3 separate regions of the Homo sapiens genome follow, and regions 2 and 3 are each linked to region 1. Evidence: chromatin loops called from intact Hi-C (ENCODE). Cell type or tissue: heart right ventricle. All regions are shown on one strand. Links, peaks and the distances in the headings refer to the core of each region. The heading gives the core; the rest is flanking DNA. Region 1 overlaps CEP41 (centrosomal protein 41). Region 2 overlaps CPA5 (carboxypeptidase A5). Region 3 overlaps CPA2 (carboxypeptidase A2).

Region 1 (11,412 bases), core at 3,727-8,726:
GCTCATGCCTGTAATCCCAGCCAAGGCGGGTGGATCACTTGAGGCAGGAGTTTGAGACAAGCCTAGCCAACATGACAAAACCCATCTCTACTAAAAATACAAAAATTAGCCAGACATGGTGGTGCGCACCCGTAATTCCAGCTACTTGCAAGGCTAAGGCAGGAGAATCGCTTGAACCTGGGAGGCAGAGGTTGCAGCGAGCCAAGATCATGCCACTGCACTCCAGCCTGGGTGACGGGATAAGACTCTGTCTCAAAAAACAAAACAAACCAAAACAAAACTGCAATGATATATGCCACCACACAGCTATCAGAATGGCCAAAATAAAAGCTGGTGACAACACCAAATGCTGACAAGGATGTGGAGAAAATGAATCATTCATCCATTGCTGGTGGGAATGTAAAATGGTACAGTCACTTTAAAAAACAGTTTGGCATTTTCTTTAAAAACTACATGGGCAACTACATTGTGACCAGCAGTTGTACTCCTGAGCACTTATCCCAGAGAAATGAAGATTTAGGTTCAAACAAAAATATGTGCATAAGTGTTTATAGCACTTATACTTTAATAGCCAAAAAGTGGAAACAACCCCGATGTCCTTCAACAGGTGAATGGTTAAACTTGGTACATTCATATCATGGAATACCAGCCATTAATAAAATGGAACAAATTACTGATATATGCAACAACCTGGATGAATATCTAGAAAATTATGCTAAGTGAAAAAGCCAATCCAAAAGGTTGCATACTGTATGATTCCATTTATACAGCATTTGTGAAATGACAAAATTACAGCAATGTAGAACAGACTGGTGATCGCAGGGGCTAAGGGGTGGGAGTAGAAAGTGGGTGTGGTTATAAAAGGGCAACATAAGGAATCCGTGTGGTGATGGAAACGTTCTGTATCTTGACTGTGTGTATCAAATGTCAATATCACAGTTGTGATAGTGCATTATAGTTTTGCAAAATGTTACCTCTATGGGAAACTGGGTAAAGCGTACATGGAATCTCTCTGCATTATTGTCTACAAAATATATATGTATCTACAATTATGTTAAAATTAAAAGTTTAACAAAAAAGCCAGTTTAAAAATCTCAGGATATAAAAGGACATATGTATTTAATATGTATTGTAAAAAGCAGATATACTTTTATCTCAATATCAAAAAAATGAAATTAATCTTAGGCACCATTATTGAGTCAAATTTTGGTTATGAATTGAGAAATTAAAGAGGAAGAAGGGAGCTGTCCTTCACAAATCCCAGTTTAATTTCCAGGAGGAAAGAAAAAAAAAAAAACAAACTATGAAGGCATAGACAAATCTATATATCTGAAATAAACCTCAGCTCTTAAAGTTTTAATTATAAGAAAGTATACAGATTCCAAAAGAAATTCCTTCCTTTATAGTAGTCTGTAAAATAATATCTAGACTCCTCAGAAAAAATACAGCATTTTAAATCTAGGTGCTTACCTCACAGAATCACTTACTTCAGAAGGGTGGATCACAGTTGCAATTAGGGGTTAGATGGGTAGAGATGAAAGAGCTGAGGGTTTTTGTGGCAGAAGAAACAAGGCTTGGGGGAAATACAGGAACAGTACGGCCTAAGAAACAGTACACCAGACTTGGCACCAGATCTCCAATATTGACTTCCTCATCCTGTATATAATCCTAGTTCTCTCTCCTTTATTGAACTCCGAATAAATCACAAAATCCCCGTGCCACAATTTCCTCTTCTAAGACAGAGATAATATTTTCACCTGCCCATCAAGTGGGATATTTGCAAGGATAAATATCTGTACGGCATGGAAATGTCTGAATGACGGGTACCAAGAAATAGCATCTGCAAATGAGGTGAATTTAAAACACTGAATTTAAGTCTATTTTATATGAAGAAACATGCATAATGGAAGATAATGATTTTTTGAAGGAGACTGGAGAAAGAGAAACAAAATAAACAAAATGATTTAAACAAAGTCAACATCGTCATTTACTTTTCTCAATTGTCTTGAGGTTACTAGTGGGAAATTCGGTATTGCTAAAGGCATACAGTACCCCAATCCACTAGCGAAACCATTTTAATCACGTGAATTTTCCACAGCAGGCTTTAAAAGGTTGAAAAAAAACAAAAACAAACAACCAAAACCTCACAAGACTGAAAATCCACTAGGGTCTGGGCAGCAGTCTTTATCACAACACTGAAAAATGGGAACAGCGTGGAAATAAGCAGTTCATTTTACCTGCACTGCAGCACTAATTAAATTCTGACTGGTATTTCAGTTACTCATTCAAGTCTGTCTGCCTCCGCTTGAATCTAAACTCTTTAACTAAAAAAAAAACACAATTCATACTCAGCTTTACATCTCTCATGGTCCATAACTTGCCATATGGTCAGCACTTTGCAAACACTGCATTGAACAAATATGCATGTGTCTAATCCGTTACTGCCAGTTTAAAGGAATATACTTAAGGTATTCCAAAATAGAGGCTGACCTCCTGATATTTATTTAGCTTCAGCCCTGAAACTTACTGAACAATGGTTTTGATTTCTGGAATTTCATTTTCTCAGTTTATATTATTTCTTATGTGGTAAGGAATAATAAGCTAAATTATGTAAATATGAATTTTTACTGATAATCTGAAAAACATCTTTCAAGGATAAATCCTGAGCCGAGAAAGACATCAGGCAAAACAGTGAGAAACTTTTAGCTGTGATTTATACCAGATATGTGGGGTTGCTTTCTGTCAATAATTAGCTATTAGATTTTTTTTAATTCTAATTTTCTAATCTTTACTCACCAGTGTCCAGTCTTGATTTGATATGCTGGTATCTTGGGTTCTGTGGTATCCTTTTCATCAGATACTAAAAAATAAGGAAATTCACAATTAATTGGGTTAATGTAAGGATAACGATAAGGTAAAGTCAGGAGTCAGATACTTTAAAAATGGAAAAAAAGTGCTAAAATTTCTTAGAAATTAAAGATGGTGCCGGGCATGGTGGCTCACGCCTGTAATCCTAACACTTTAGGAGGCCGAGGTGGGTGGATCACCTAAGGTCAGGAGTTCGAGGTCAGCCTGACCAACATGGTGAAACCCCATCTCTACTAAAAATACAAAAATTAGCCAGGCATGGTGATGGGCGCCTGTAATCCCAGCTACTCGGGAGGCCGAGGCAGGAGAATCGCTTGATCCCGGGAGGCAGAGGCTCCAGCGAGGTGAGGTGAGATTATGCCACTGCACTCCAGCCTGGGTGACAGAGAGAGACTCTGACTCAAAAAAAAAAAAAAAAAAAAAAAAAGATGGAATGAGCTCCAGAGGTCCAATTGTCTTTTCAATATAGGATTCTTTTCAACAGCATTTCCATAGCTGAATATATTTATCTTGTTTCTGTCAGAACACTTCCATATTTCATCAAACTCATCTCAGCACACTACCTGATAAGAAAAAAAAAAAAGCTGCCTAAAAAATTACTTTTTGGCCAGGCTCGGTGGCTCACACCTGTAATCCCAGCACTTTGGGAGGCCGAGGCAGGTGGATCACAAGGTCAGGAGATAGAGACCATTCTGGCCAACATGGTGAAACCCCTTCTCTACTAAAAATACAAAAATTAGCTGGGCATGGTGATGCACACCTATACTCTCGCTACTTGGGAGGCTGAGGCAGAAGAATCACTTGACCCCAGGAGGCGGAGGTTGCGGTGAGCGGAGATCGTGCCACTGCACTCCAGCCTGGGTGACAGAGTGAGACTCTGTCTCAAAAAAATAAATAAATAAATAAATAAATAAATAAATAATTTCTTACATTGAGCCCAAATCAGTCTTTCCAATTTTCATTCAGTCCACTGTTGCAACCCACTGTAAGTCATCTGCCTCTGCCTCAAGAAATCTGTTAAGATGACCAAAGGCAGTTGTCCTGACCCTCTTCCATTTCACTTTCTTTATGATGGTTTCTAGGCCATTTCCTCTGGACACCCCTGAGATTTTATCCATCTCTCCCCTGCAGGGATCCAGCCCTAAGCACAGTGCTCCAGATGTGGGCAGGCCAGGCCCCAGGTGGGCAGGCTCCCGCTGCTCCCCAGAGTCTGTAGCTCCAGGGATGTCGACCATGGCATCTGCTCTCGTGGCAGCTGAGGCTCACCTGGGGCTCAGTTCAAGTTTAGGGTCAGCAAAAATGCATATGTCAGGTCTCCTTTGTGCTGCTGTCTGGTAGTTAACTCTTTGAATCCAAGCATAAGACATTAACCCACATTAAATTAGAGTGGCGATTGTGAAAGCCATTAAGTGAGGAGAAGCTAATGAACAAAGACATTATGAAATAGCACTTTTTGCTCAGGCCTTTTTCTGGCCTGCAGGTATGAAAGTCCTTTCTTCAATAACAGGTAGCTGTGGAACATGAAATTACTGCAATGTCTTCCTGGCTTTATCTTCTGCCACCCTTCCTCATGTTCCCATGTTGAAGTTGCTGGGAATGTCTCCTTAATGCAGCACACTCATTCAGGTTGCCAGTCTTTGCAGATGTCTGCCTAGAATGCCTTTCCTTCACTACTCCTTGGGCAAAATGTATGTCCTCTGTAAAGCTGTCCAGTACAGAACTAGGCACTTTCTTCTCCCTGGCTCCCAGAGTACTCACAGCCCGCTCCATTGTTTAAACCTCAATCTTCTTCCCTAGTCTAGGATTTCCCTGAAGGCAGGGACAATGACTTACTCTGGTTGTATTCGCCTAGGACCTAGTGCATGGTAAGTACACTTATTGATATTCAGTCAATAAGTGAATACCGAAAATGAAGATTGTATTACAGCAACTATCTGGTTCCTCAGAAGAGAACATCGGACTTATAAAAACTGCATCCTTTGCCTTTGAAAACAGTTAACTACAGCATACTCTGTCAGGAAGATTGCAGAATAAACATTTACGTATAAAATAAGGGTTTAAATGACCCACAAAGCATACAAACGATATGGGATACTTTAGTGTCTTACAAAATATCTGTTGGCCAGAGTTTTGGATTTCAGGACCAGGGAGAATTTTTTAAAACTAGAGGCACCTTTTAATATTGCCAAGGACATAAAAAACAAAACCAAAGCAAAAGCCTCACAACAACTATCTGCTATTTTAACATCTAAGGGGAAAAAAAAAATCCCAGAGTGAAAGGGTCAGTCCTTCAGTGTCATTAAAAACCATTCATGACATTGTGATTTTCACTTCACCCCAGGCAAATCACATCTTTATCACCAACTCTTAGCATCGGTCCTCAGATTGTGTTTGGAACCACTGAGCTATTTTATCCTTAGAAAAAGGTTGGAAAGCTTGTTTCTCCAAATGATCAGTAACTTGTCTATGAGAAAGTAACTATAATGCCAATTTCAATTCCTTCCCTAGAGAAAGACAGAGCAGATTCTTTAGTAAAAGAAGGAAAACATACAAAGATTGAAAAGCCAGACTTCAGTATAAATTCTCCAGAGACAGACAATATCATGGCAAAATGAAACAAACAAACAAACAAAAAACAGGGAAAGTATGTGCCTGGTAAATTGAGTCAAGTAACGCTAATACTACATTGCAGTTATCTTGGGCTAAGGGATTTTTTTTCTGCACTCTGTATTTTTTTTATCGTTTCTATACTCTATTTCCTGTTTTTACTTTTGTTTTGTTTTTCCCACTAGTTTCCTAGCAAAGCTTCTTTTAAAAATTCCAGGCTAGTCTCTGCTGAACCAAGGGGATTTGTCCATACCTAAGCCAAAATAGCTAAGAAGTGAGGGTGTCTCTGGGGACCAGGTGTGGTGGCAGCAGAATGATGAGGGGAGAGAGTGTGGACAGCTGCAGTGGCTGAGCCCTTCCCGCCCCCGGTTTTTCCTTACATAGACTAATGAGAAATCCATATGCTGCAAGAGAAAAAAATGTAGTTTCTTTTCTGTGTTCCCATTGCAGTCCAATTTCTTGTTCCTGACTTTCTAGTACCAACCGCAATGTAAAACTATTTGTGCTCCACTGCAAGCCGAGCACCATAGATTTTATGGGACTGACATACTTTTTTTTTATTTAAAATTCTTGCTTTGTGGGGTGACTGCTTTTTGACCTACTGACCAACTGGCTTTCTTTCAATTACATAAACAGGATGGAATGGTGCAAAGTGAAGAAGCTGAAAAAAGAAGCTGTTTTCAAGGAAGACTGTTCATTCCACAAAGACTTATTGAGCACCAACCATTCATTTGGTGGACATTTACTGAGTGCCTACTAGGGGCAAGCCTCTGTGCTGAGGACAGAGAGGTGAGAAACACAGTCTTTGCCATCCAGCTTTCACTGACTGCTGGGAAGACAGACAAGTGGATAAACAGACGCCAGGCTGCATGAGGAACAAGGAAAGGGAAGGAGGGGGTGTGACAAAAGCACATCAGATTGGCACCTAATCCAGGTTAAAAGAGTCAAGAACTGTTTCTTGAAAGGTCACTTCTGAGCTGAATTCTGAGGGTTGAGGAGGTTAGTCAAGCTAAAGGAGTAGTGGGTGAGAGCTACGGGGTTTCTGGCAAGGGAAAAGCATGGAGAAAGAGTGGAGACTAGAGGGAGTACCAACAGTTTTCAGCAATCTAACAGTAACTGGCCGGCCTGGAGCATAGCGGGAAATACGGGGACAAACGATGCTGGAGAGGCAGCAGGGGCAGATCACAAAAAGCCTTGCATACATGTTTAAAAAAACTTGGGTTTCATCCTGTAGATCAGTGGATCTCGAACAGGTACCATTTTGCTCCTTGTACCCCCAAGACATTTGTCAATGTCTAGAGGCATTTTTGGTTGTCCCAACTGGGTGGTAGGAGGTGCTACTGGCATCTTAGTGGGTAGAGGCCAGGGGTGCTGCTAAATACCCTACAATTACAGGACAGCCCCACCACAAAGAATTAGCCAGCCCAAACGCCAATAGTGCCTAGGTTGGTGAAGATGATGAGGGGTCACTGAAGAAGTTTGAAGGAGGAGTGACAAGATTATATTTCTGTCTTAGAAAGGTGACCCTGGCAGCAATATTGGAGAATATGAGTCAAGAAAGGAGGCATGAAAATCAGTTGAAAGGCTATCGTGCTAAGAGGATCTGTAGTCTTAAGGAAGTAAGGAAGTGGTAGTAAAGATGAAGAGGAAGAGACCGTTTCAAGAAATCTTTAAAATGTTAAATCAATATAATTTAAAATTGACTCATGTAGTAACAGGACAGTGATACCATTCTCCAAAAAAGGGAGTTGAGGAAGCACATATTAAAAACATAATATGGTCAGTTGGAGTGTGCTGAGTATGAGATATCTGTGGGTTGTCTAAAATGGAACTATCGGCTGGGCACAGTGGCTCACACCCGTAATCCCATTAATTTGGGAGGCCAAAGTGGGAGGATCGCTTGAGCCCAGCAGTTCAAGACCAGCCTGGGCAACACAGGGAAACTTTGTTTCCACAAAAAAAAAAAAAAAAAAAAAAAAATTAGCTGGGCATGGTGGCATGTGCCTGTGGTCCCAGCTGCTCGAGAGGCTGGGGTGGGAAGATCCCTTGAGCCCAGGTCAAGGCTGCAGTGAGCAATGTTCCTGCCATTGCAATCCAGCCTGTGTGACAGAGTGACACTCTCACTAAAAAAAAACCCAAAAAACGAAATGGAAGTACCTAGTTGGCTACTTGCATCTAGAAATCAGGAGAGAGACCTGGGCTAGAAAAAAACAAGATTTGGGAGTTGTCAGCCTACAGGCAGCAGAGGAAGCCATGGAAATGAACAAAATCATGCTGAGGAGAGTGCAGACTGAAAAACCCCAACATTTAAGGTCAGGTGGAGGAGAGGCACCTGGGATGAAACTCAGAAGAGGCCATACAAAAGTGGGTCATGAAAATTAAATCAGGAAGAAGGGAGTGGCCAACAGTGAACAATGCTGTCAAGTCAGAGAACAAGAGGTCAAGTATGAACAAGTGAACAAGAATGCTGTTCAAGTAAGAGACCAAGAGAAAAGTGAATTTGAATTTAGCACACCAGGACATTGTTGACGGCCCTGGTGGAAGCAGCTATGGGAAACTGATGCGGCAGATGCAAAAAACAGCAGATCAAGTATATGAGAGGCGAAGGAGGAAAGAGGACAGTAGCTGGATGATCTTTTCTTTTTCCCTTAAGAGAGTTGCTAAGGAATAATCTTTGTTGCTGTTATTTTGTTTTGAAAAAAAAAAAAAGGAGAGATTTGAGGATGTATATACAGGCTAATGGGCAAGATAAGAGAGGTTGAAAATGGTATGGAGAGAGTGGGAGAGGATGAGGTCCAGAGCCCAGACAGCAGGGTCAATTTTGGATCTATTTAAGATAAAGATATAAGATAGGTAGGTGGTCAGAATGAAGTTCATCTGGAAGAGGCAGGAAGTTGAGAAAGTTCCTGTTTGTGGTATCATTACAGGCTCTTTGAAAACAACCAAAAATGTCAAAGACCCTTTGAGGGTTTACATAAAAGAAAATGTCCTCCCTGTCTACCCACCACAGCCCAGCTATTTCAATTCTACGTGACTTCCAAGACTCAGGGCAAACTTATCTTCTGGGAAGATTCCTCTGAAGGCCTTAGTCAAATGGAAATCTCTTCCTTGACTGAATATTCACAGTTCTTTGTACCATTCACACGTCTTACTCCTGCACTTGGGACAGGGGCTCTATCTTGTAGATCTCTGTACCTACTACAAGACCCTCTACTAATGAGAGAGCAACAAGTACCTGCCAAATGAAGACCTGAGCAACATGTAGTGTGCATGCTGGTGCCACGTGGGCAGCACGGACATGGAGGGCTCTAGGGAGGAATGTCAAAGGAGATTGTTCATCCACTGGGGGTGATAAGAAAGACTTCATGGAAGAATGGACACTGGAGCTATGTTTTAAGGGTTGATCTTCTGTGGATAAAAAAGATGGGAAGAAGGAATGGAAAAAGTATTCCAAGTGGAGAAATTTTTAATAGCAAAGCCACTTTAAAAGCAAGTTTAAAGAACAAATTGTTCTATTTGCCGGAGATGATTTAACAACAATAAGAAACATGGTAATGCTGCTAACATTTATTGAGTACTTACTATATCATCAGGCACTAAGCATTTTACCTACATTATCTCATTCCCCACAACCACTGTAACCAATATTACATATGCTATGTGAATTACATCTCAAAAAAGCTCTTACAGAAAAAAAATGTAAAAAGTAAATATATTTTTTTTAAAATTGCTTTTTGCTCTACAAAAGACCCTGTGAAGAAGATGAAAAGATAAGCTACAGACTGGGAGGAAATATTTGCAAAGCACATATCTGACAAAGGACTACTATCTCAAATATATAAAGAGCTCTCAAAACTCAAAAGTAAAACTATTCATTGCATCAGTGTTTGTAACTGCAGGTAGTCAAAAACAACCTAAATGACCATGGGGAAACTGATAGGTAAAATGTGCTCTAGTCACATGCTAGATTACTATACAATAGGTAAAGTAATAAACTGGACATATTTATCAACATAGATGGATCTGAAGCATAATTTGCATGATAAAAGCAAATCGTATACAAATAGCATAACACTATTTTTGTAAAATTTTTAAGCTCACAAAATAATGTCTGTTTTATATGAAAAATATGGCTGCTGAATTAGAAAGATATACATTAAATATATGGGAGCAGATGTCTATAGTCAAAGGAGAAGAGTGGGAATAAAAGCAATAAGAACCAAAATTGGCTATAACTGAAGTATACAGATAATCAAATCATATCAGTCCATTTGTACAACTGAGGTCTTACAGAACTAGCAAAACAAAAAAACAAATAAACAAAACTGTGATACAACCACACCAAATACTTAGGTAAGAGTTAAAAGGAAGTCATTACACTGAGGTATATTTTTCTGACATGGAAAGATCTCCAGGATATATTGTTAAGTGAAAAAAATCAAGTCAAAGAACTATATATACAATGTTGTAACATTTATGTAAAACAAAACTACAAAATAAAACTCTTATATTTCTCTCCATCCCCCAATCACACACATGTTCAAATGTACAGAGAAGGTTTGGAAAAGATAACTATGAAAACATAGTACATAGTGATATAAGAAAATGTCCTGAATTATTCATTAAAAGTATAGAATTAAAAATAAAGGAAACAGAAACTCCAGGAAAAAACAAAAAGCAGTAAGAAAGGAAATGTAATCCTACATTTCCTTGTTTTGCAATAATATTTACAGTCATCACCAACAACACAAAAGGAAACAAAAACTCAACAGTTAAGAAAAATAGAAAATAGGCAAAAGACACAAAGAGATATTTTACTGAAGAGGATATATGGATGACAGATAAGCACATGAAAAGATGTGCTTGGTATCCATTAAGGAAATGCAACTTAAAACCACAATGAGATGGCACTACACATCTATTATAAACATTAAAATAAAAAATATTGACAGTGTTGAACGTTGCCAAGAGTATGCAAAAACTGAATCTCTCATACACCCTTGGCAGGAATGTAAAATGGTACAGCCTCTCTGGAAAAGTTTGGCAGTATCTAATAAAACTAAACATATGTTTACCATACAACCCAGCAATTGTACTCCTGGGCGTTTATCCCAGATAAATGAAAATTAACATCCACACAAAGAGTTATACCCAAATGTCATCTTTATTTGTAATAGCCCAAAACTGATGACAACCAAAATGTCCTATACTAGTTGAATGGTTAAAAAACTGCTGTACAGGCCAGGCACAGTAGCTCACGCTTGTAATCCCAGCACTTTGGGAGGCCGAGGCTGGTGGATCATTAGGTCAGGAGTTCAAGACCAGCCTGGCCAAGATGGTGAAATGTTGTCTCTACTAAAAATACAAAAAATTGGCCGGGCACAGTGGTAGGAAGCTGTAATCCCAGCTACTCAGGAGGCTGAGGCAGGAGAATCACTTGAACCCAGGCAGCAGAGGTTGCAGTGAGCTGAGATGGTGCCGCTGCACTCCAGCCTGGGTGATAGAGTGAGACTCCGTCTCAAAAAACAAAACAAAACAAAACAAAAAAACTGCTGTACATTCATACCACAGAATACTGATCAGGTACCAGAAAGAATGAACTACTGCTACATGCAACAACTTGTATGCGACTCAAGGACATTATCTTGAGTGAAAAAAAAAAAAGCCAATCTCAAAAGGTCACATACTGTATGATTCCATTTATGTAAAATTGTCAAAATGACAAAATTATGGAGATGGTTACCCAGGGTTAGGATGATGAGAGGGAAGAAAGTAGGTGTGACCAGAAGAGTAGCTTGGAGATATTTCTAGTGATGCAATAGTTCTTTATCTTGATTGCAAATCTACATATATGTAAATCTTGATTAAATCTATACAAGTGATAAAATGGCCTAGAACTATACATACATTGTGCAAATTTCTATTTTCTAGTTTGAT
Region 2 (5,000 bases), core at 1-5,000, 75 kb before region 1:
TGCTTAAAACCCAACTAATTTGGAGTAGAAGCCAAAGCCCTTGCAATGGTCATAAGGCTTTTCATTTTATTGTATTTATTTATTTTGAGACAAGATCTCACTCTGTTGTCTAGGCTTAAGTGCAGTGGCACGATCATGGCTCACTGCAGCCTCGAACTCCCAGGCTCACTCCATCCTCTCGCCTCAGCCTTCTAAGTACAGGCCCTGGGACTACAGGCCCATGTCACCATACCCAGCTAATTTTTGTATTTTTTGTAGAGATGGGGTCTGATTATGTTGCCCAGGCTGCTCTTGAACTCCTGGGCTCAGGCAACCCGCCAACCTCGAGCTCCCAAAGTGCTGAAATTACAGGTGTGAGCCACCACGCCAGACTGCTCATCTTATTTTAAATTGTACCCTTCTTCCCCACTTCTCCAACTTCCTCTTTCTTTCCCATTTCACTCTTGTTGACATTTACCTTTTTCTCATTGCTTATATAATTTAATTCTTTACTTCTTTAAATTATTATCTTGCTAGCTGAAGAGTACAGTTTTTATTTGTTTATTTGTTTTCTTTTTGAGACAGGGTCTCACTCCCTCACCCAGGCTGGAGTACAGTGGCATGATCTCGGCTCACTGCAGCCTCCACCTCCCAGGCTCAAGCAATTCTCATGCCTCAGCCTCCCGAGTAGCTTGGATTACAGGCACACACCACCACCCCTGGCCAATTTTTGTATTATTATTATTAATTTTTTTTTTAAAGTAGAGACAGGGTTTCACCATGTTGGCCAGGCTGGTCCCAAACTCCTGGCCTCAAGTGATCCACCTGCCTCAGCCTCCCAAAGTGCAGGGATCATAGGCGTGAACCACGAGAGGTTTTTTTGTTTGTTTGTTTTTGTTTTTTAAGATGGGGTTTTGTTATATTGCCCAGGGTGGAGTAAAGTGGCTATTCACAGGCACAGTCATAGCGTACTGCAGCCTTGAACGCCTGGGCTCAAGAGATCCTCCTGCCTCAGCCTCCCGAATGGCTGGGACTGCAGGCGTGCACCACCATGCCTGGCTTGAATAGCAGAGTTTTAAAGGTAGAAATGCTGTTGGCTGGTCTGTGGGTGAGTGGCAGCTCCAGAGAGGAGAAGAAGACAACAGGAAAGATTGCAGGAGAAGCCAGGGAAGACAGCAGCAGTGATGGGCAAGACCCTAAGAGAGATGGAGGCTGCCTGCATCATGGGGGTAGGGACAGAAGAAGAGGACCCAGGCCCCTCTGTTGGGCCCCATGAAAGTCAGGTGCTGACTGACTCCCCCAGATGACCATTAATGGGGGCTTTCTGCCCTCCAAGTCCTACAGAAGCTATCCTACCTCTGGAGAAACCCAGACTTCCTGGTCATGCCTTGTAATGCTCCATCACAGAGCCCTGGAGTCACCCCAAAGTTATTATCACCCTCCTTATCATTGTCACACTCCTCCTCATCATCATAGCTAACATTCACTAGCATTTACTACATGCCTGGCAAAAGTCTAAGCATTTAGCATGTATTAACCCTTCTAATCCTCATGAGAACATTGGTGTGTGTGTGTGTGTGTGTGTGTTTGTGTGATGGAGTCTTGCTCTGTCGCCCAGGCTGGAGTGCAGTGGCACAATCGCCCCTAACTGCAACCTCCGCCTCCTGGGTTCAAGCAATTCTCCTGCCTCAGTTTCCCAAGTAGCTGGGCTTACAGGCGCGCGCCACCACGCCTGGCTGATTTTTGTATTTTTAGTAGAGACAGGGTTTTGCCATGTTGGCCAGGCCAGTCTTGAACTCCGGAGGCCTCAAGTGATCCATCTGCCTTGGCATCCCAAAGTGCTGGGATTACAGGTGTCAGCCACTGCGCCTGGCTCTCATGAGAACATTTTAAAGTATGTGATAAAGTATGTGATAACATGACCTCCATTTTACAATGGGGAAACTGAGGCACAGAGATGTTAGTAATTTGATGGAGTTGGTGGCAGGATCAGGGTTTAACCTGAGCTCCCGCACCCTCAGACTCCACTCTCAAGGCATCTGTCCCCTCAGTGGTCATCACTGTTGTCTGTGTGGCACTTTAACTTTGCCTTTTAGACAGGGAAGCCTTGTGGTTTGGCCTTGACCTCTGAGGGGGTCCATTCTGAAAACTTCAGATCAGCAGCCACCCCCCACATCCAGTGCCACAGGACTGGAGTTGCTACTGGCCACATAGCTGCTACTGCAGATGTTAGACCTGGAAGAGAAGGCCAGGAACGTGGGAGGAGAGGCAGCGGCTGCTGTCCCAGAGCCCCCAACCCACTCTGTTTCCATGAGCTGCGTCCATTTTGCATCTGTGGCTGGAGTTCGGCTGTGAGAGATCTGCTCTCCTCCGCCTCAGCTTCAGCACTGGGGCCCTGCTACCTCCTCCCCTGCCCAACCCGGGAGGACTGTTCTTCCCTTAGGGCCCCCATCCTTCCTTGACTCATCGTAAATTAATTCACACTGAGGTATTACTTTCCCTGTCAGGTTATGGCTTCCAGGGAGGCAGATGGCTTACTTCTGAGTTGGTTGGTTTCTTTGTTTTGTTGTTTTTTCCTGAGAAGCCTGACAGGGCTGTCATTAGGCATTCCTCAGCCTGTGGCCTGACCGCATTCTTCCGTCACCCATCCCCTTCCCCCAGCCCCAGGAATGGAGCAAACGCTGGTGCATTTTCCAGGCCAAGGCAGATTCCTGTTCCTGGAAGTGGGGCCAGCTGTGAGGGCTGAGAATTCCCAGTTTGAAAGAGGGTGTCACCTCCATTCACAAGGCTGTGAGGGTGTCTGGAAAGTTATTTGCAGTTTGGTGCTGACTTCCCATTTGCCTCCAAGCTCTTGTGTGGAACAAAGGACAGCCTCCTGGGTCCTGTCTTCCTGTGGGTGTCCCAGGCTGTGTAGGGAAAATTGAGTCTTCTAGTCCTTTCTTTTTCCGATTTCTCCTCCCTGTCCTCCACTTTCACCCCAACTTCAGGCTTCCACCAGATCCTTGGAGACCCTTTGCCTTGTCCTCACAGCTGGCAGGCTGCTGTCTTCCTTGCAGCTGCTCGTCACAGCTGATGGCACCAGGCACACAGTGGCTGGCACACATTGGTCATGGTAGGCTGTTGAGATTTGGGTCAGCTTCCTGGGAAGAAGACAAATTCCTTTTGTTAGAGCTTCCCAGAAGTGTTTGTGAAGGGCCAGAGAGGACCGGGGCTCCTCCGGCCACATCTAACTTACCCAGCAATCCCAGCTTTGCCCCTGGCCAGCTAGTGCAGCTGGAAAACATCGCAACTGTAATTGCCTCGCATGGAGTTGGTGCTCAAAAATAAAGTGAGCCCCAAACATCAATTTCCAGTCCCATTTTTAAATCTATGAACCTGAACGTTGTAAGCAAGCCAACTAGGCCTCGGGGATGAGTGAGTCATTAGGCATTGCCTCATCTGTGGCAGGTGGGGCGGGGAGGGACACCGCTCTTCCTGACGGGGGTGGAAGACTCCACAGCAGCCATTAGGGCTTTTGGTTTTGCTATTATTTATTCATTTAAAAGTTCTGGGCTGAGGTGGGTGCATCACCTGAGGTTGGGAGTTCAAGACCAGCCTGACCAACATGGAGAAACCCTGTTTCTACTAAAAATACAAAAAATTAGCCAGGCGTGGTGGTGCATACCTGTAATCCCAGCTACTCGGGAGGCAGAGGCAGGAGAATCGCTTGAACCTGGGAGGCAGAGGTTGCGGTGAGGCGAGATCACGCCACTGTACTCCAGCCTGGCCAAGAAGAGAGAAATTCCATCTCAAAAAAAAAAAAAAAGTTCTTATTGAAGTAGTATAAGCACATTGCCAAAATGTAAAAATAGAGGATAGAAAAAATTTACTCCAAATCTGCCTTCTTCTATCTTAGCAGGCATTGCGAATATTTTGGTTTATATTTTTGGGATTTTAGTATCTTGCATTCTTATGCTCAGGGGTCCTTGAGTTTTCATCATTGTAAAAATCTTTCAAATTGAAAGAATAGTACAATGGAGTTTTTAGCTGTTGTTAACACTTGCATGCTCTTTCTGTCTACACACATATGCATACACACAGACATAAACATATCTGTGTATGTGTGTGTTTTTGTGCCTCTGTGTGTGTGTGTGTGTGTGTGTGTGTGTGTGTGTGTGTGTTTAGAAATAGGGTGTCACTCTGTTGCCCAGCCTGGAGTACAGTGGTACGATCATAACTCACTCTCAATCATAGCTCACTCTAGCCTCCAACTCCCGGGCTCAAGCAGTCCTCCTGCCTCAGCTTAAGTAGATGGGACTGCGGGCATGCGTCACCAAGCCTGACTAATTTTTTAATTTTAATTTTTTGTAGAGATGGGGCCTTGCTTTGTTGCCCAGGCTGGTCTCAAACTCCTGGGCTCCAGCGACCCTCCTGCCTTGGACTCCCAAAGTGCTGCGTTTACAGGTGTGAGCCACCATGCCCAACCTGCATATGTGTTATTACTGTTGGCCTTTAGTTTTGATAGTTGGCCTTAAGGAACCCAAGGGTACAGACTAGAATGCCTGGTTCTTATCTCACCTCCACCACTTGTTAGCTTTGCCATTAAGTCCCTTTACCACTCCAATCTGCTTTAGCTCTAAAACAGAAATAGCTCATTTCTGTCCTGTTTTCAGGTCATCTGACCAGATCAAGTGAGATCATGAACATAAAGAAGCTTGGTCAACTAAGGCTCTAGCCCCAAATAAGTTATCAGCAAGACTTAGTTGTGGCCCAGTGCTGCAAACAAAGGGCAACTCGCGTTAATGAGGATGCTTTCTCAGCATCCTCTGTGGCAGACGACCTGAGTACTTCCCACACTGGACAGTCTGTGCTGAATCCTGGGGTGCCTTGGCTCCTGGATGCCATTATAAGGGCATGGGCTTGGGTGAAGGACACTAGCTCATCTCACTGTGACCCAAGCAGAGAAAAATGTCCCAAGATTATGTAGGTGGTCTGAGCAGTGAGTGAGTGGTTAACCCAACCAGGCATTATACTGCCCTCTG
Region 3 (5,000 bases), core at 1-5,000, 150 kb before region 1:
AATCACTTTGCTGCCTGGAACCCTGAGGGCTGAGGTGTGATATGCTAGAAATTTATAAAATCATGAAAGGGGGTCACCTGGAAAATACAAACAGGCGCAAGAAGAGTTAACCCACAGATCCAAAGTGGAGTTGGCTAAGGGTGTTTGGGTTGTTCTGAAAATTTCCCAAATTTGATTTTGAAGGTAGGGTGTAGTAAGATCTCTCTTCCACAAGTTTGTTGGCATTAGAGTCAGGAAATGGGGCTGGGTATGACCTAGTCTGGTATTTCTTAGGTAATTCAAAAATGACATGCTATAAATCAGAATGTTAATTCACGAGCAGAGGAAATCAATCCACATCAGATCATTCAAGCATGTGCAACCACGTGCATACCGACTGATACATTTTTCCCTTCAATTAAAATGCGGTTACCTTTAGGGTATTATGAAATGGATATTTAACAGTTGAATAATAATGCCTTAGGATGGCTGAGCACAGGAAATGAATAAATTTTAATCCAGCAGAAACTTCAACTCAACTGCGGTTAATGGCAAGTAAAAATGTAATTCCCCAAATGGAATTTAACTTGTTCTCTGTGTCTTTAGCAATGTCTCTGCATATTTAAGTAATCTGATGTTTGTTGTGAGTTCTTTTGGAAAGTTATCTCATGTAGGGATTAAGGAATACCAAACAAAATTTCTTTGGTGCATAGGTCCACATAAGTCACATATATCACTGCTCACTATTGCAAAATGTCTCACTGGGATGGATAGGAAGAATGTTACTGCTTTTGAAAGAGTAGATATATGATATCTGATTTTTACTCAATAGAAGTAAATTATTCTGATTAGAAATAAAAGTATAGACGCTAGCATATTCAACACATTAACATTGCAGGAGACCGGACTGCTGGATGCCTAGAAGACTTTCCTTGATCAATAGTGATCCCTGGTTCACATCTGGAAAAAACACTACCTTACTATTCTGTCCTGTGTTCCCAACAAAAGCGGTGTGTGAGGTTGACATGTATCTTGTCTTTGCTCAGATTGTTTCTGATTATGGAAAGGACCCATCCATCACTTCCATTCTGGATGCCCTGGATATCTTCCTCCTGCCAGTCACAAACCCTGATGGATACGTGTTCTCTCAAACCAAAGTAAGCCTGGATTTTGTTCCCTTCTTCAACAAGGACCTAAGGAGATGTGTAGGAACTTCAAAAGCAAAATAAAAATACTCATTCTTTTCTTGATTTACTCTAAATGGAATGTCTAATTTCTCAGTAGTCACCCGGAAATGAGGGTTAGAGAAGTGGTTATAATCACTTCTTATTCCAACACATGATGTCTTTATATGTTGCCTCAGCCAGAGCCCATTTCAGCTGTTAGGCTGGGCTATTAGAGCTCAGTGTTCACCATGAGTCATCTAGGAGATTTGTTCCAATTATCTCTGCAATTTTTTGTGGTAGGATTGATAGAAAAGAGGAGGCGGATGTTACCTGCTGACAATTAGATTGCAGTAGGATTTAGGTGGGCAGTACAGTACATCTAGCATTTTACTTAAAATCTGTGGGAGAAATCCTCCATAATATCACTTAAAAGAGTTACATGGTTTTTTTTTTCCCTTAAAATCTCATTACAATACACTATTGTAGCAACCATGACCCCACATATATTCAAGATGAATGACAGCTTCAAGTTTATTTTTAGAAAGAGCTAACTACGGTAGCGTTTTCAAAGACATTTTCAAAGAAACTGATACTAATACTAGTACTCATCCCATGAGATACCATATGAATCAAGGGTTCCATTGTCAAGACCAGGAAACACCGCCCACCGTATCCGTTTCTTAGAGGTTTATAAAAAACAAGGCATTAACAATCCTTAGAAGTTCTGAAGTAAGTTTACCAAGTTAGCTCCATATTTTCCCCAAATAGGCTCATTGCAGAACCCTCTCTTCTGCTTTTGGTTCTTGCTGTTGGCCTTGGACAGAACTAGGGTTCCATGGCACGTGTTTGGCAGGCGTTCATTTGAGGAGATGGGGGCGTATTCATGTCTCACTTTGGTGAGATGGCAGAGAAACTCCTAGCAGAACCTGTATGAGGACTGTCCAACACCTCCCCAAGCCAAGGGAAAGGAGTGTCCCAGAGAACTAGGGAAATTGACAGAATTCTAAAGGAACCTTCTGATCAGGCTGAATGACCCTCTTTCTTTTTTTCCATGTGCTTTTTGGGTGGGATCTGAAAGAATCGTATGTGGCGGAAGACCCGGTCCAAGGTATCTGGAAGCCTCTGTGTTGGTGTGGATCCTAACCGGAACTGGGATGCAGGTTTTGGAGGTGAGCGCAGGGACTTGCCCCCAGGGATGGTCAGCCCGTGGTCTGGCCCACAAGCTGGTTCAAATGGCCCTGCAGTGCATCAGCTGGCTAAGCCCATCCAGGATTTAAGCCATTTAAAAACCTCTTTGAAAAACACTTAACTAAATTCCCTTCACAGGAGCACAGTGCTGTCACAGAGCTCTGAGCAGCATTTAATATATTTTGTCTCACATCTTGGTTTTCCCACAAGCTGTCGCCCGGTTAGCCTTCTGTGCAGCGGGAGCAAGACTTTGCACAGTGGCGGGAGGACTCGGGAAGCCCTGAGCCAGCCACTAGAGGGGGATAGGATCTATTCCAAGGAGAAGCATTACATCATCTATGGATGCTTCGAGAAAGAAAACTAAAAAGAAGTACATACACACAGGATGGAGAAACTGACTTTCAAAACAGATTCAAATATAAAATGTGAGCTTGCTGCCCTGGCTTTGTGACAGCGCTTATGTTTTGGAGTTCCGTGTCAGGCTAGTTAGGGGCTCCTTTATGGCCTCAGGTACTGGTGAAAACCCCTTATGTTTCAGTAACCATAGAATTAAATTTTTTCCCCCTCACTAGGCTATGATAAAATTGAGGTCAGGAGCTGTGTCTTTTTCACTGTAGTATTCCTAACACCTAGCACAGTGTCTGCAACGCAGAAGGTAATCACTATGTATTTGTAAGACAAATTAATTAATTAGAGTTATGGAACTAAGACAGGACTGTAGAGAACTGCTACAGGATATGGATGAGTGGCAACTTCATTCATTGCTTTGACAATTCTTCTTCTTTTTTTTTTAGTGTAGTGGAAAAATAATTAAAGCACAATACTGAGCAATGGCCCACAGTTCAATGTCAATCCCCCCGATATTATTTTCATTAAATAATTTTAAAATAAGGTGACGTTTTGTCTGTATCACATGGGGAGCCTAGGGAATCCTGACCCCTACTCATCCCCTGGAAGTTTCTCTAGCAGTGAGAGCCCTGGCCAGGCCTACAATGGACCCATTTCAGTGGTCTTGAGCCACTCTAGTTGCTGAGAAAATCAAGGCCAAAGGTGGCCTTGTTGTCAAATGTAGTCATGATTTCCTCATTGCAGAAAGGGTGTCAGAGGTTCCTTGCATTTCTGGCTTTGTGCCTTGGAATTACAGATGCATAGAATCTTCTACTGTTGGACTCTAAGAATTGGATGAGATCCCAGAAAATGAACTTGCTAAACTCCCACCCAATGCAGGAATTCCATCCATAATATTAAATCTAGCTTTTCTTCCAATAACTCCTACAGAGAGGAGATGATCTAATTAGATGGCTCTTTCTACTGTATAGAGGAACCATATTTTTTGAAGAAGAGATGTGTCCAGAATCACTTCAGTTAGGCTTTCTGACTATAACCTTTGGAAGAGACTTGATCTAACACAATGACAATCTTGCCCCGACTTCCAGAGGAGAAAATTAGTGATGCATGGTGACCTCCTCCCTACAGTGTCTTCTTAGAGCTCACTGTCCTCACTGGGCTACTTCTGCATCTCCCCAGGACCTGGAGCCAGCAGCAACCCTTGCTCTGATTCATACCACGGACCCAGTGCCAACTCTGAAGTTGAAGTGAAATCCATAGTGGACTTCATCAAGAGTCATGGAAAAGTCAAGGCCTTCATTACCCTCCACAGCTATTCCCAGCTGCTGATGTTCCCCTATGGGTACAAATGTACCAAGTTAGATGACTTTGATGAGCTGGTGAGTTTCTGAAACTTAATTTCAGCCAAGCAACAAACATCCATTGTGTGGTCAAGTAAGTTTCAGGCATAAAGTCATGCCCTAAGGTGGAGGTGTACCATTACAGCAATGAATGAAACATAAGTTCAACCACCGAGAAGATTATGATGCAGCCAAAGGTTTGAAAGACTGATTTTGAACTTTCCTATATTAAGTTTCTTTGGGAAATAGAATTCATGAAGTTATTGTTACCTTAGTCTAGATGAGCAGGAGCCTGGTTTGAGCATAAATTCCCAGAACATGCTTTTCTGTTGCATATGGGGGAAAAAACCCTTGGATTTGGATATGAGGCTTTTGGATTGGTAGTCAAATGCTCCAAGCTGAGCAATTCTGCTTCTCAGCAACTTGTCTTATACTTTTCTGGGATCTTTGGCTCTGTGATCTACCATGACGATGCACTGGTGTATGATGTTGGGGGTAAAACACTCACTTCCCTAACTTGATACCTTCTGTCACCCTTCCTGTTTCAGGAATAAGCCAACTGGCCCCAGCCTTAGATCAGATGGTGACATCTCAGGAGGCTGTTCACAACTGAGCAAGAGCTATCCCCAGCTAAAAAGAATGTGCAAATTATTTCTAATTTGGCTTTTAGGCTTGGTTTATGAAACCCATATGTTAGAAATAAGCCCAGAGTTGGGACCTTTTTGTCAATTTACCTTCAAGTAGATTATTGTCAGCAGCCTCATGCAGAAATAGATTAGATTATTCCAATTCAAGTATGCCTTTCATCTCATCAGTTAGATTTGAGCGCTGTGAGGTTTTGATGGTCAGTATTACCATTCAAGGTCATATCAGGGAAAAAGAATGTTCTAAAATGTTCTTTTTTTAGACCTAGATGACCTTAAATTATCTAAACCTGTGCTCAAACCTCTAGCAGATAGTCAATCTAGGCTATGATTAG

Evidence for each region. A loop is a pair of places that touch in the nucleus more often than their neighbours do. Peaks named below come from ENCODE experiments on the same cell type or tissue, not always from the same donor. Only the 100,000 strongest peaks of a DNase experiment are listed, where the experiment ranks them.
Region 2: a loop joins it to region 1, with 2.1 times the contacts of the local background. A loop is called at or near these places in 11 of 110 quality-filtered maps.
Region 3: it touches region 1 in a loop (2.3-fold over the local background); 10 of 110 quality-filtered maps call a loop at or near these places.

The regions. Positions count from the first base shown.
Region 1 is chr7:130,425,159-130,436,570 of GRCh38, forward strand. CEP41 (centrosomal protein 41) reads right to left here. Exons shown (of 11, transcript NM_018718.3): 2 at 2,797-2,860. Among named protein-coding and RNA genes, the nearest start is that of CEP41, 10 kb to the right of the region's middle. In heart right ventricle, for the core only: no CTCF peak of the experiment used is centred there; a DNase peak (open chromatin) is centred at 5,833; H3K4me3 peaks cover 1,474 bases; H3K27ac peaks cover 4,302 bases.
Region 2 is chr7:130,353,855-130,358,854 of GRCh38, forward strand. The region is part of intron 5 of CPA5 (carboxypeptidase A5); the gene reads left to right. Among named protein-coding and RNA genes, the nearest start is that of CPA5, 12 kb to the left of the region's middle. In heart right ventricle, for the core only: no CTCF peak of the experiment used is centred there; DNase peaks (open chromatin) are centred at 2,697 and 3,397; H3K27ac peaks cover 2,175 bases.
Region 3 is chr7:130,275,603-130,280,602 of GRCh38, forward strand. It overlaps CPA2 (carboxypeptidase A2), which reads left to right. Exons shown (of 11, transcript NM_001869.3): 7 at 1,026-1,136; 8 at 2,224-2,314; 9 at 3,861-4,060. Among named protein-coding and RNA genes, the nearest start is that of CPA2, 11 kb to the left of the region's middle. RefSeq lists an enhancer at 2,467-2,761. In heart right ventricle, for the core only: CTCF peaks have their summits at 2,608 (motif pointing right) and 2,809; a DNase peak (open chromatin) is centred at 2,609.